Regions from separate parts of the Homo sapiens genome. Here region 2 is linked to region 1. A link is a contact called in ENCODE Hi-C or POLR2A ChIA-PET data. All regions are on one chromosome and are shown on one strand. Each heading gives the region's core, a stretch centred on a gene start or an enhancer-like site at or near the end of the contact. The rest is flanking DNA. Distances are from core to core; before and after follow the strand shown.

Evidence for each region. A loop is a pair of places that touch in the nucleus more often than their neighbours do. ChIA-PET counts read pairs that join two places held with the same protein, here RNA polymerase II (POLR2A). Pooled maps may share reads with other maps.
Region 2: a pooled map shows a loop between it and region 1 (2.5-fold over the local background). The contact joins the promoter of URGCP here to the promoter of BLVRA in region 1. A Hi-C loop is called at or near these places in 3 of 50 pooled maps. POLR2A ChIA-PET finds 5 or more read pairs at or near these places in 5 of 52 experiments (HepG2, MCF 10A, PC-3 and 2 more).

The regions. Positions count from the first base shown.
Region 1 is chr7:43,756,729-43,761,987 of GRCh38, forward strand. BLVRA (biliverdin reductase A) reads left to right here and starts at 1,952. Exons shown (of 8, transcript NM_000712.4): 1 at 1,952-2,006. It also overlaps the pseudogene LOC107986727. RefSeq lists a cis regulatory region at 1-635 and silencers at 1,657-2,046, 2,057-2,376.
Region 2 is chr7:43,903,283-43,908,541 of GRCh38, forward strand. It overlaps URGCP (upregulator of cell proliferation), which reads right to left and starts at 3,314. Exons shown (of 6, transcript NM_001077663.3): 1 at 3,280-3,314. The coding sequence starts at 3,293. URGCP-MRPS24 (URGCP-MRPS24 readthrough) reads right to left here and starts at 3,314. Exons shown (of 7, transcript NM_001204871.2): 1 at 3,280-3,314. The coding sequence starts at 3,293. RefSeq lists silencers at 3,090-3,519, 3,580-3,739.

The sequences.
Region 1 (5,259 bases), core at 702-3,201:
GGACATGGAGGGCCCCTCTCACAGGCTTTCCCAAAGCTCCTCTGGGTGTACTGGTCTGACTCAGCAAGTGAACATCTGTGGTTTTGCCTAGCCAGCATCCCTTCTCCTAGCAGCAGCACTCAGCATGTCCTTTTGGGGAATCACTCTTTTCTCTTGTGGTTTATTTAAAGTGACTGCACAATCAGACCCCAGAGTTTGGCTTATGTCCTAGGCCTTGCCAGTGAAAATATGGTACCTCATCAGTGGCAGTTATTTTTCCGAGAAAGGACATATCATGACCCAAGGGGCAGCAGCAGGGAGGGGTGGATGGAAGAGACAGATAACAAACAATAAGCTAAATAAACAAATTCAGTCAGGAGCTAAAGAAATAAGTCATTCAGGAGTGGGGCAGGTGGCAATTTCAAATGGAGTGGTTAGGGTAGTTCTCAATGAGGCAGCATTTGAGAAAATATCAGGAAGAGTGAGAAGTAGTCGAGCATTCCAAACAGACAGGAGCCTGTGCAAAGACCCTGCAGCAGAGCCCTGTCTGCCTTGCATAAGAAATAGCAGGGAGGCCAGAGTGACTGGAGCAGAGTGAGCCAGTGGGGAGGCAGTAGCAGATGAGGTTGTAGGGGTAACAGAGGAGCAGATCAGGCAGGGCTTTGGGTTTTACTCTGAGTTTGGGAAACCACTGGGAAGGTTTTGGGCAGAGGAGGAATTTGATCTGGCTTTCTTTTTTTAAGGTCACTCTGGCTGCTTTATGGGGACAGGCTGCAGGGATATCAGGGAAGAGACCACTGTCATGACCCAGGTAGCAGATGATGGAGGCAGAGGTAAGAAGTGGTCAGGCTCTGGGTATGCTAGGGAGATCCAACCAACAGAATTTTTGGGCCCTGGAGGTGGGATGTGAGAGAAAGGTTTCTGAAACAGCAAGGTTTCTGGCCTTGACAACTGGAAGATGGAGTTGCCATCGAGATGGTGATGCTATGGGGAAGAGATCAGGGGCACAGATTTGGATGTGTTGAGATTGAAATGTATTTTAGAGATCCAAGAGGAGGTATTAAGGAGGCAGCTGGATAGAGGAGTATGGAGTTCAGGAGGCAGGTCCCGCCTGGAGATAAAAATTCAAAGCCAAGCCTTCTCTCTTTGCACTCAACAAAACCTCACTTAAACAGGCTTGTCAGGTCATGGAATACGGTACTAGAACTCTTTGTTGGGGAAAATGCCAGTCAACCTTACCCGTCAGAACGCTGCCTTTAAGATCAGAGATCTCTTTCCTTCAGCCTAATCCACCCCTCTCCCTGTTTTCTCCCCTAGCCCCACTAGGCTAGAAGCTCCCTGGCTTCTCCCACATCAGGATCCCCAACAAACCCATTCCCAGGTGGATAAGAGCCCAGGCAGTTCCCTAGACCACGTTCACTACTTCCTAGCTACCCAAGAGCAGGACATCGCAGACACCGGCCTCCTGGAATATTCCCTCCGCTCCTCACATTTACAGGAAGGACTCAGGTAAGCCTCGGCGCCAGTTCAGTCGGCCCGGGGCCACTAAATACCAATGGGATCCAGTGGGTTCTACGTGGTGAGTGGGGGGCGGATAAGAGAGATGCGACACCCCCCGGGCCTGCCCCCCCCACGCCGGGGCCAGGCACACCGTGAGGGGGCCAGGCACACCGTGAGGGGGCCCAGCCACTTCCATACGCCCTCCGGTCGGCCGGCACCCACCACCCACCCCTCGCCACCAAGCTGGGTGCAGAGAACAGGGCAGGCGCACGGACGGTTCTTACGGCCCCAGGCGCCAGACCCAGGGCACAGAGGCCAGGATCTCACGCGCGACCGCACGAGGCCGGGACCCTCCCTCCCCTTCCGTCCACTCCCTTCCCCACCGCCTCCGGTCCCCTCCCGGTCTCCGCCACCCCGCTTCGGGGCCCCCGCCCCCCAGCCGGGCAGCCAATCGGAGCTGGGATCCCGCCCCGGTCCGCAAAGCCGGTGGCGCCCGGAGGCTGCACGGAGAGCGGTGCCCGCGTCAGGTGAGGCGCGCGCGGGGAACGGGGGTCGCGCGCAGGGGAGCGGGGGTCGCGCGCGGCTTCCATAGAGCGCTAGGGCCTGAGCTCGAAGCCCCAGGCCCGCAGGAGGCCCGGGCCCGCGGCCGCCAGAGCCGGGACGCAGCCTGGGCGCCGCCTGCCCCGCCCCGCCCCGCCCGGGCCCGGAGTGAGGACGCGGTCGGAGGCCCAGCAGCGCGGGTCCCGGCAAGGGGCTTTCTCAACTACACAAAAGACAGTCTAAAAAATTAAGTCTCCATTTCGGTTAAGACTGCCCGTAGTTTCGGTTTTTATGTAGACCCAAGAGGGCAGGCTCGGCGTCCGCGTGCCGCGTAGTCCGGCGGCTCCAGGAGCGCGAGCGGCTGGGCCCGGGCGTAGCCACCGCAGGGCCGCTAGCTCGGCCGGGACCCGCCTGGGATGCCCTGGGGTCTGCTCCGCTGGGGCGAATCCTGAGGCGCCACGCGAGGCACTTGGCCTCTCCTAGCCCCGCTTTCGTTTTTGGAAACTGGAAACTATCACTTATTTCGTAGACGGTGTGAGGGTTACATGACAGTGTTCTGTAAAGTGCACTCTACATATGAAGTGCTCAGAAATATGGCTAATAATGAGGGTATTTATAAACTACTTAAATTATAAAAAGAATGAGACATCAGACTTACAGTTTTGGATACTAATTTTTTTCACTTAACGTTCATTATGTGATAGGAGTTTTCCATCCTATTATACCGCTGTGCGATCTGATCTTGGGCACGTTAACCAACCTCTTGTTGCCTCGATTTTCTCACCTGTAAAAGTGGGGGTAATCATAATGCTTACTTAGTAGGATAGCCCTGAAGAATAAGTGACTTAGCGAACATAAATAGCTTACAATAGGGTTTTCAGCATGGGAAGGATTCAGTAAATGTTAGCTGTCATCATCACCACCTACAAAGGAAGCAATACTGTGCTGAAAGTTTTTCCATCATTAATGTAATTTCTATAGTACGATTCCCAAGAAGATATTAAAATTATGGAAATAAAGGTATTGGTATATTCCTAATTATTTCCTAAAAGATTGTATTGATAAATATGCTCATCCTTCCCTTAACGGGATGCATTCCAGAAAAACAAGTCAAATGTTAGACAAAGTATCAGAAGGGAAATTCTGTAGCCAGAGAGCTAAAAATTACAATAGGGTCTCTAATTATACTTCAACTTTTTTAGGAATAATTCTCAGTGTGTTTTCCCACATTTCATATGTAATTTTTTTTTTTTTTTTTTTTTGAGACAGAGCCTCGCCCTGTCACCAGGCTGGAGTACAGTGGCGCGATCTCGGCTCACTGCAACTTCCACCTGCTGGGTTCAAGCAATTCTTCTGACCTCAGGTGATCCACCCGCCTCGGCCTCCCAAAGTGCTGGGATTATAACAGGCGTGGCATGAGTCACCGCGCCCGGCCGATCTTTACTTTTTTATTCTTTGTACCCCCTGCCTATCCAGTTAGCATGTGATTAAAGTCAAAGATTTGCCACTTTGGGCCACATCTATTAATTTTCATCTTTGTTATAATTGTATTTAGTTTTTGATCTACACTGCTTATTACTCCCAGTCATTTTTTCTAGAACTGAAAATCTGGTAAAATACTCAAAATTGCACTGACTTCTATGTAGAGGCGACACTCCATCAGAACCGTGGGCTGACAGGGAATCCCACTGTGCAGGAGCTGCGCGCATTTTCATTTCTGATTCTCTTTGGCGTATCCAGGACTCTGATGACATGATCATATATTTATCAGTAGTAACAGGTTGGGCCATTTGTTTTTTGTGGTAAATCATATATTTAAGATTTTAGAAATAAGTTGATAGCCATGTATTTTGGAATTTGAAAAAGACATTGCATTACTCAGCTTCAAATTAAGCTTTAATCAAATAGTGAAACTTTCCATTAATGGACAGTGTATACCTTTTTGTGTATTTAAAAAAAAAAACACTGAATATAGTGCCTTTGTGACAGGGGAGCTTAGTTCCTGACAATGTCCTCTTGAGTCTTTTTTTTTTTTTTTTGAGATGGAGTCTCACTGTGTCGCCCAGGCTGGAGTGCAGTGGCGCCATCTTGGCTCACTGCAACCTCCGCCCCCTGGGTTCAAGTGATTCTCATTCCTCAGCTTCCTAAGTAGCTGGGATTACAGGCACGCACCACCATGACCAGCTAATTTTTATACTTTTAGTAGAGACAGGGTTTTGCCATGTTGGCTAGGTTGGTCTCGAACTCCTGACCTCAAGTAATCCACCCACCATGGCCTCCCCAAAGTGCTGGGATTACAGGCGTGAGCCATTTCACCCGGCCTCTCTTCCGTCTTTGAGCTGTGAGGAAATAGCTACATTACATGAGCTGCTAGATCTGCCTTATGGTCAGAAATGAAGGTTGAACTCTCAGGAACAGTGACATATATACACACTGATATTTCCAAAGTACAATGCCCCAAATTGATCCACAAAGGAATTAAGGTCATTTGCAACAAAATCACAGAATAGTAACAAATAAATAGAAGATAAATATGGCCAGGAATTGAGATGAGAGAAAGTATAAGTACAAGAAACTATTCCAGGGGAAAAAAAGAATGAAGTGTTTCAGTGTTATCCAATAGAATTTTCTGTGATTATGAAAATGTGCTATATTTAATTAATTTATATTCCAATAGCCACTCTGTGTAGCGGCTCCCTTATAGGTCATTGCAGGCCTATATTTTTGTAGTTGAGTCCCAAATTTGTTTCTAGAAAGGTAAACTTGGTCAGTTACATGGTTCTTGTCTTTTGAAAGTAAAACATACATGGCAACTTCATTCATTCATTCATTCATTGATCCCCCAAATGTTAATGGCCTTGAAGGAAGCAGAGCCTTTCCTGATTCTCAGTTATAGGGAAAATTTTCTGTGGACTTCATTATCAGAGCACCTTGATATGTTATTGCCCTGTGAAAGTCTGTTCAGTTTGGGGCTAGGAGGGATGCAGTCAGTGAAAGTGGCATAGTTTGTAATGTTTTTTAGAGTTTTGAATAATTATGTTAACTAATCTTTATAGAAAAGTTTAAAGTGTACAGAGAAGCAAAAAGAAAGTAGTCACTAAAAGTTTCACCACTTAGAGACATAATTACTGGTAATATTTTGATGTATATATTTCCAGACTTGTGTCCCATGTAGCTATTATATTTTTCTCAATAGATCCCAAAGTATCCAACTCCCTCCAGGGCAAGAGTTGCTTTTAC
Region 2 (5,259 bases), core at 2,064-4,563, 150 kb after region 1:
ATAGCATTTATGTAAAAACAGAGCAAGGAACAAACTTAGTATGTAAATGCAAAGGAAAACATCTGTCAGGGTACCCCCCCAAACTCAGATGGGAGGGAGGAGGGATGCTAGTTGTTTCTGTAAAGCTGTCACTCTGATAAGAATAAGTGACTATTTAAAATCTTTTTAAGATTTTAAGATCGGTGGTCTATGTAAAGCCAATTATACTTGATCTTTATTTATTGTTTTTCAAATTATCCATCAGTAACAATCTGAAAAATATAGACTTCACACAGCTAACCCAGGTTAAAGAAACTTGAGGAGCTGTATCTAGTGTAGTTGGAAATGAAAATCTGGAAATTTAGGATGAATAGTTGTAACATTGTTAAGGATAAGAGCCCCTTTGAAAATCTGTTGAAAGCTACAGACCTTGTGCCCAGGAAAATTACACACTACTCCCAATGCTGCATACAATTTCAGAGAACAAAGGGACCCCCAGAAGCCCATCCATGAATCATGGAGCCTAAGTTAAGAACCTCTGATTCAGACAACAGTTAAAGCCACTAAAACAGATGTGACCATGCAGAGAACATGTGTTGGGACTAGCGGAGATGGATTATAGAGCCCAAGGAAACCCCAACAGTGAAAGAGCAGGCAGAGGAGCTGGCAGACAAGGAAGATCTGGGCAGTTGTGAGACAGCCAAGCAAGGGGCAAAGACAAGAGATGAGCTGTTGAGTGAGGCCTGTTCGAAAGAGGGGAGATGGCAGCATGAGCTGCTCCCTGTCTTCTGCCCTCTCTGCCGTCTCTATACTGCTGTCACATTGATTCTCTGAGAGCTCCACCAATGCAAATAGTTTCATTTACCTTCAGCGAGTGGTGGGCAGTGAGTCCACAAACGGGACCAGGTCCCATCATCTGGTCCCAGTCTCATCCTCTGAACTTGTCTCCACTTAGCTCCAAACACACTGGGCCATGGGGCATTTCTCAAACACATCTTTTCCTTTGATGCCTTCATATCCTTTGATTGCCATTTCCTTTATTTAGCACAATGCCTGGCATATTCATAAGGTCCTCAAAAATGGTCAGCGTTTCTTCTTTCCTTCCCAACTCATGGAGATTGTCACTTAATAAAAACATCAATTTGGAGACTCCTCTATGACTAGCCCAGTCCAGATCACCAGTCCCTTCCCATCCCTGCCCTTTATCTGTGGACTTGCTCCCTAAGATACCTAGTGCAGTAGCTTAAATGTTTGCTAGCTGGCTGACTGAGATAGCCCTGAGGGTCTCAGAAAGCACTGTCTTCCTAGCTAGACTCTGATCTACCAGGGAAGCCTGTAGAAGTGGACACTTAGGAGCTATGTCTGCCAGTGTACATAATATGTGCATAGCTTACCCCACAAAATGAAATAAAGCAACAGTCATGAGTCACTTAACAACAGGGATACATTCTGAGAAATGTGTCATTTGGCAATTTGGTCCTTGTGTGAGCATCATAGGGCAAACTTACACAAACCTACATCGTAAGGTGTACTATGCACCTAGGCAATATGGTACAGCCTGTTGCTCTTAGGCTACAAACCTGTACAGCATGTTACAGTATGAATACTGTAGGCAACTAACACAATGATAAGTATTTGTGCATGGGACCACTGTCATATAACGTGGTCCTCCGCTGTCATTTTGTGGTGCATGACTTGTATACTAAAGGTTTTGAGACCTCAGCTTTTGCAATGGATATCCCGCAGAAAATTATAGATTACAAACTGCAGACTCATGGGGGTCACACAAATAATCACAACCGCAAATACCAAATGTCACCAACTACAGGGACACAGTTTAAGCCCTACTGGCTCACAGAAACACCAGTGAAGCATTAAGTCCACCTCTGACCCATGTCTACAAAGTAGTGTACTTGGGCACCAAATGCACCACTATTTTTTTTTTTTTTAAAGCTTCGTTCAGGGCAGCCCCACACAGGTTCAGCCACCCTCAACATTGCCTCCAGGAGGCTCTGCCCACCCTTTCCTGACAAGGGGGAAAGGAATGCTGCAGGACCTTGAACCCCTAGGTCAATCAGCCTGGCCTTCCCAGGGATGGTTCCCTGCTTACTCTATTCATGAGCTCAAAGTGCTGGGTAGTCAGCTGGCAATGAAAAGGCCTGGTCCCGGAAATGACCACTGCCCCAAAGCCTAGAAAGACAGCAGGCGGGGTTCAAATTCAGCTTGCTTCATTCAGGCCCACTGTACTGAGCCAAATCACCCCAGGGCATGGCTCAGGCCTCATCTGGAGGAGGCACGAAATCCATGATCCCGGCCCCTTAGCACCGTCCCCTCCCCACCCCTACCACTGAACACACACCTGTAAAGCTCTTTGGGAACTGTTCTGAATGGCTATCACAGCCACTAGATCCAAGACCCTCTGAATGATGGGTAACAGTCAAAGAAGAATTTTAACAACTAAAGCGATGACCTTGAGCCTAATTTCTTTCTTTGTAAAATGAAAGTGTTGGACTGTCATTCCCAAATTTCAGTACTAGTAAAATTATCAAAACAAAAAACAAAAAAATAATGAATTACTGAGGTTTTAGTTTGCCAAGTGAGAATTTTTTCTCAAAAATTACAAACTATATGTGTCGCCATCATTTCCTAAAAGGAATAACATTTAAATCAAAAAAGTTGAAAAGAGGTAATATCAAAATAAGCGCAGCCACCCCAAGGCAGGCCGGTAGGCAATGGCCCCGACCAAGGAGATCCCGGAGCGGCTCTCCGGCTGTCAGCAAAGGGTCTGCATCTGCCCGGATCCTGACATTCTGGGTACGTCTCAACGACGCGGCAAACAAGCGTCCACTCCCAACGCGAGCAAGTTTAAAACCCAGGAACATCGATACCAGGCGCCGGAGCGAAGCATTTCCAGGCCTCCGCGGGTTGCCCCGGGCCGCGGCGAGGACCCGCACCCCGGTTCCCCAGCCGCTCGCCGGGCCCTCGCTCCCGCCGCGCCCCGGGCACCTCCGGGCCTCGCGCCCTCCCCGGATCCCCTAGGCCCGCGTACCCGGACCCCCGCATCCCGGGGGACCGCTGTCCTCCGCCGGCGCCCCCGCCCGCCCCCCACGCCCGCGCGGCCGGTCCGCCCAAGGTCGGCGCGAGCGGGCCGTGGGCCTGGTGGGCCTGGCGGGCGGGGGCGCCCCTGGCCGGGTCCGGGCCGCATCCCAGACCAGAGCCCGCAGGCCAGAGCCGCTCCGGGTCCCGCTCCCGTTCCTGCCGGCAGCCGCGGGGGCGCAGGGCCTGCGAGGCGGCACTCACCCGGGCGACGCCATGAGCGCAGCGAGGTCTCCGCTCCCGCCTCCTTCGCTTCCTCCGCGCGGCCGCGGCTCGGCGCCGGGGAGGGGCCTGGCCCGCCGGCCGCCCGCCCGCTCCGGGACGCGCTCCAGGGGTGGAGGTGGGGTGAGGTGGGGTAAGGTGGGCCCGGGGTCCTCTCGGAGCAGCCCGGGGACAGCTGGGGCGGGGTGGGGGCGGGGCGGCCCAGGTCAGCCCGCAGCCCGCCCAACGCCCACCTGCCCAGGTGCCTGGAGGCCGGAACTCGCCGGGCGGTGCCTGCGGTGCCAAAAGCTGTAGGATAACCTGCCCCAGGGCCTTACTGAACTTCACACCTTTCTGTAATTGGAGTTTAATTTCTGTAAGAAAAGGCTTTTCTTTAGCCCTGAAGCGTAAGGCCTTATTATTAAGCAAAACAATAACTTTCCTACTTCTTACTTGCAGTGCTGTGTTGGACGAGTTGCTGGCCTCTCTGAGACGGTACCCATTGTAAAATGTGTATAAAGTGGCCTTGTGAAGCTCTAGGCAATGCGAAGCACTTTTATTATTCTTTATAGTGTGTTATTAAGAAAAATAATGAATCTGCAGTTCCTCCAGTGAGGTTTCACAACTATTCTTACAAGTTATGAGTCCTTAGGCAGGTAGATTTTTCAGCTTCAGTTCTTCTCTCTGCAAAATGAGTTTCCAAAAATGATCTAAGTGAAAATGCTTAATAAAAAGCTCTGGACAATGTAAACCATTGTTGATAACATTTTTAGTATTATATTAAATATCACTGGCCGAACGCAGTGGCTCACGTCTGTAATCCCACCACTTTGGGAGGCCGAGGCAGGAGGATCGATTGAGCCCAGGAGTTTGAGATCAGCCTGGGCAACATATTGAGATGACCCCCTGCCCGCCCCGCCCGTTTCATTTTTAAAAATAAAATTAAAGTTAAAAGTAAAATATCATTAACAACCACTATTTAAAAATGTTTACTACTATTAAGAATACAAGACAGCAAAGCAGTGATTAAAACCTTAGCTCTGAAGCCAGAATACCTGTGTTGGAATCTGGGCTCCACCAATTACCAGCCCCAGGAGCCCCTGCAAGATAGAACCTTTCCAGGGCCACAGTTCCTTATTTGAAAAATAAGGCTAAAAATAAGTCCCTTCCTCTCTGTGAAGATTAAATGAATTAATATTTGTAAACATTTGTAACTATTTTTAAATGTTAGTAAACATTGCGTGATGCATGGTCTCTTTTCCTCCTGGGAGAATCCAGTCAATGTTTCTGAGCCTCCTTGTCCTCTTCGGTAAAGAAATTCATAACTGCTACCTTGAGTTCAGAAGATAATTAATGCTCTGTAAATGGGAGCTGATAGGTAAAGCCACGCGAACTTGTGACACCCAAAATAAGGACAAATCCAGGAGGACCAGAGTTAGGAAGAGTTTGAGGAATGGGAAATCCTAAATCCTAAATGCCTGATTCAAGGGAGTAATGAAATGAAGGAGATCAAACTAAAAGAATTTTTTCTTTGTTTGTTTGAGACAGGGTCTTGCCCTGTCACCCAGGCCAGAGTGCAATGGCGAGATCTTGGCTCACTGCAACCTCCACTTCCCGGGTTCAAGCAATTCTGCCTCAGCCTCCCAGTAGCTGGGACTACAGGCGCCCACTACCACACCTGGCTAATTCTTCTATTTTTAGTAGAGACAGGGTTTCCCCATGTTGGTCAGGCTGGTCTCAAACTCCCAACCTCAGGTGATCTGCCTGCCTCAGCCTCCCAAAGTGCTGGGGTTACAGGCGTGAGCCACCATGCCTGGCCTAAATAAGCATTCTTTTAAACATAAGGAATACATGTTTACTGACATAAAATCTGGTTCAGAAACCAATAACCCCAAAATATGGCACTTTAACAAGCTGAACTGAAGAAGTCTCAAGGTCTCTCTGATCTCCCTCCCCACTGGTTTCTCCCAAAACAGAAAATGT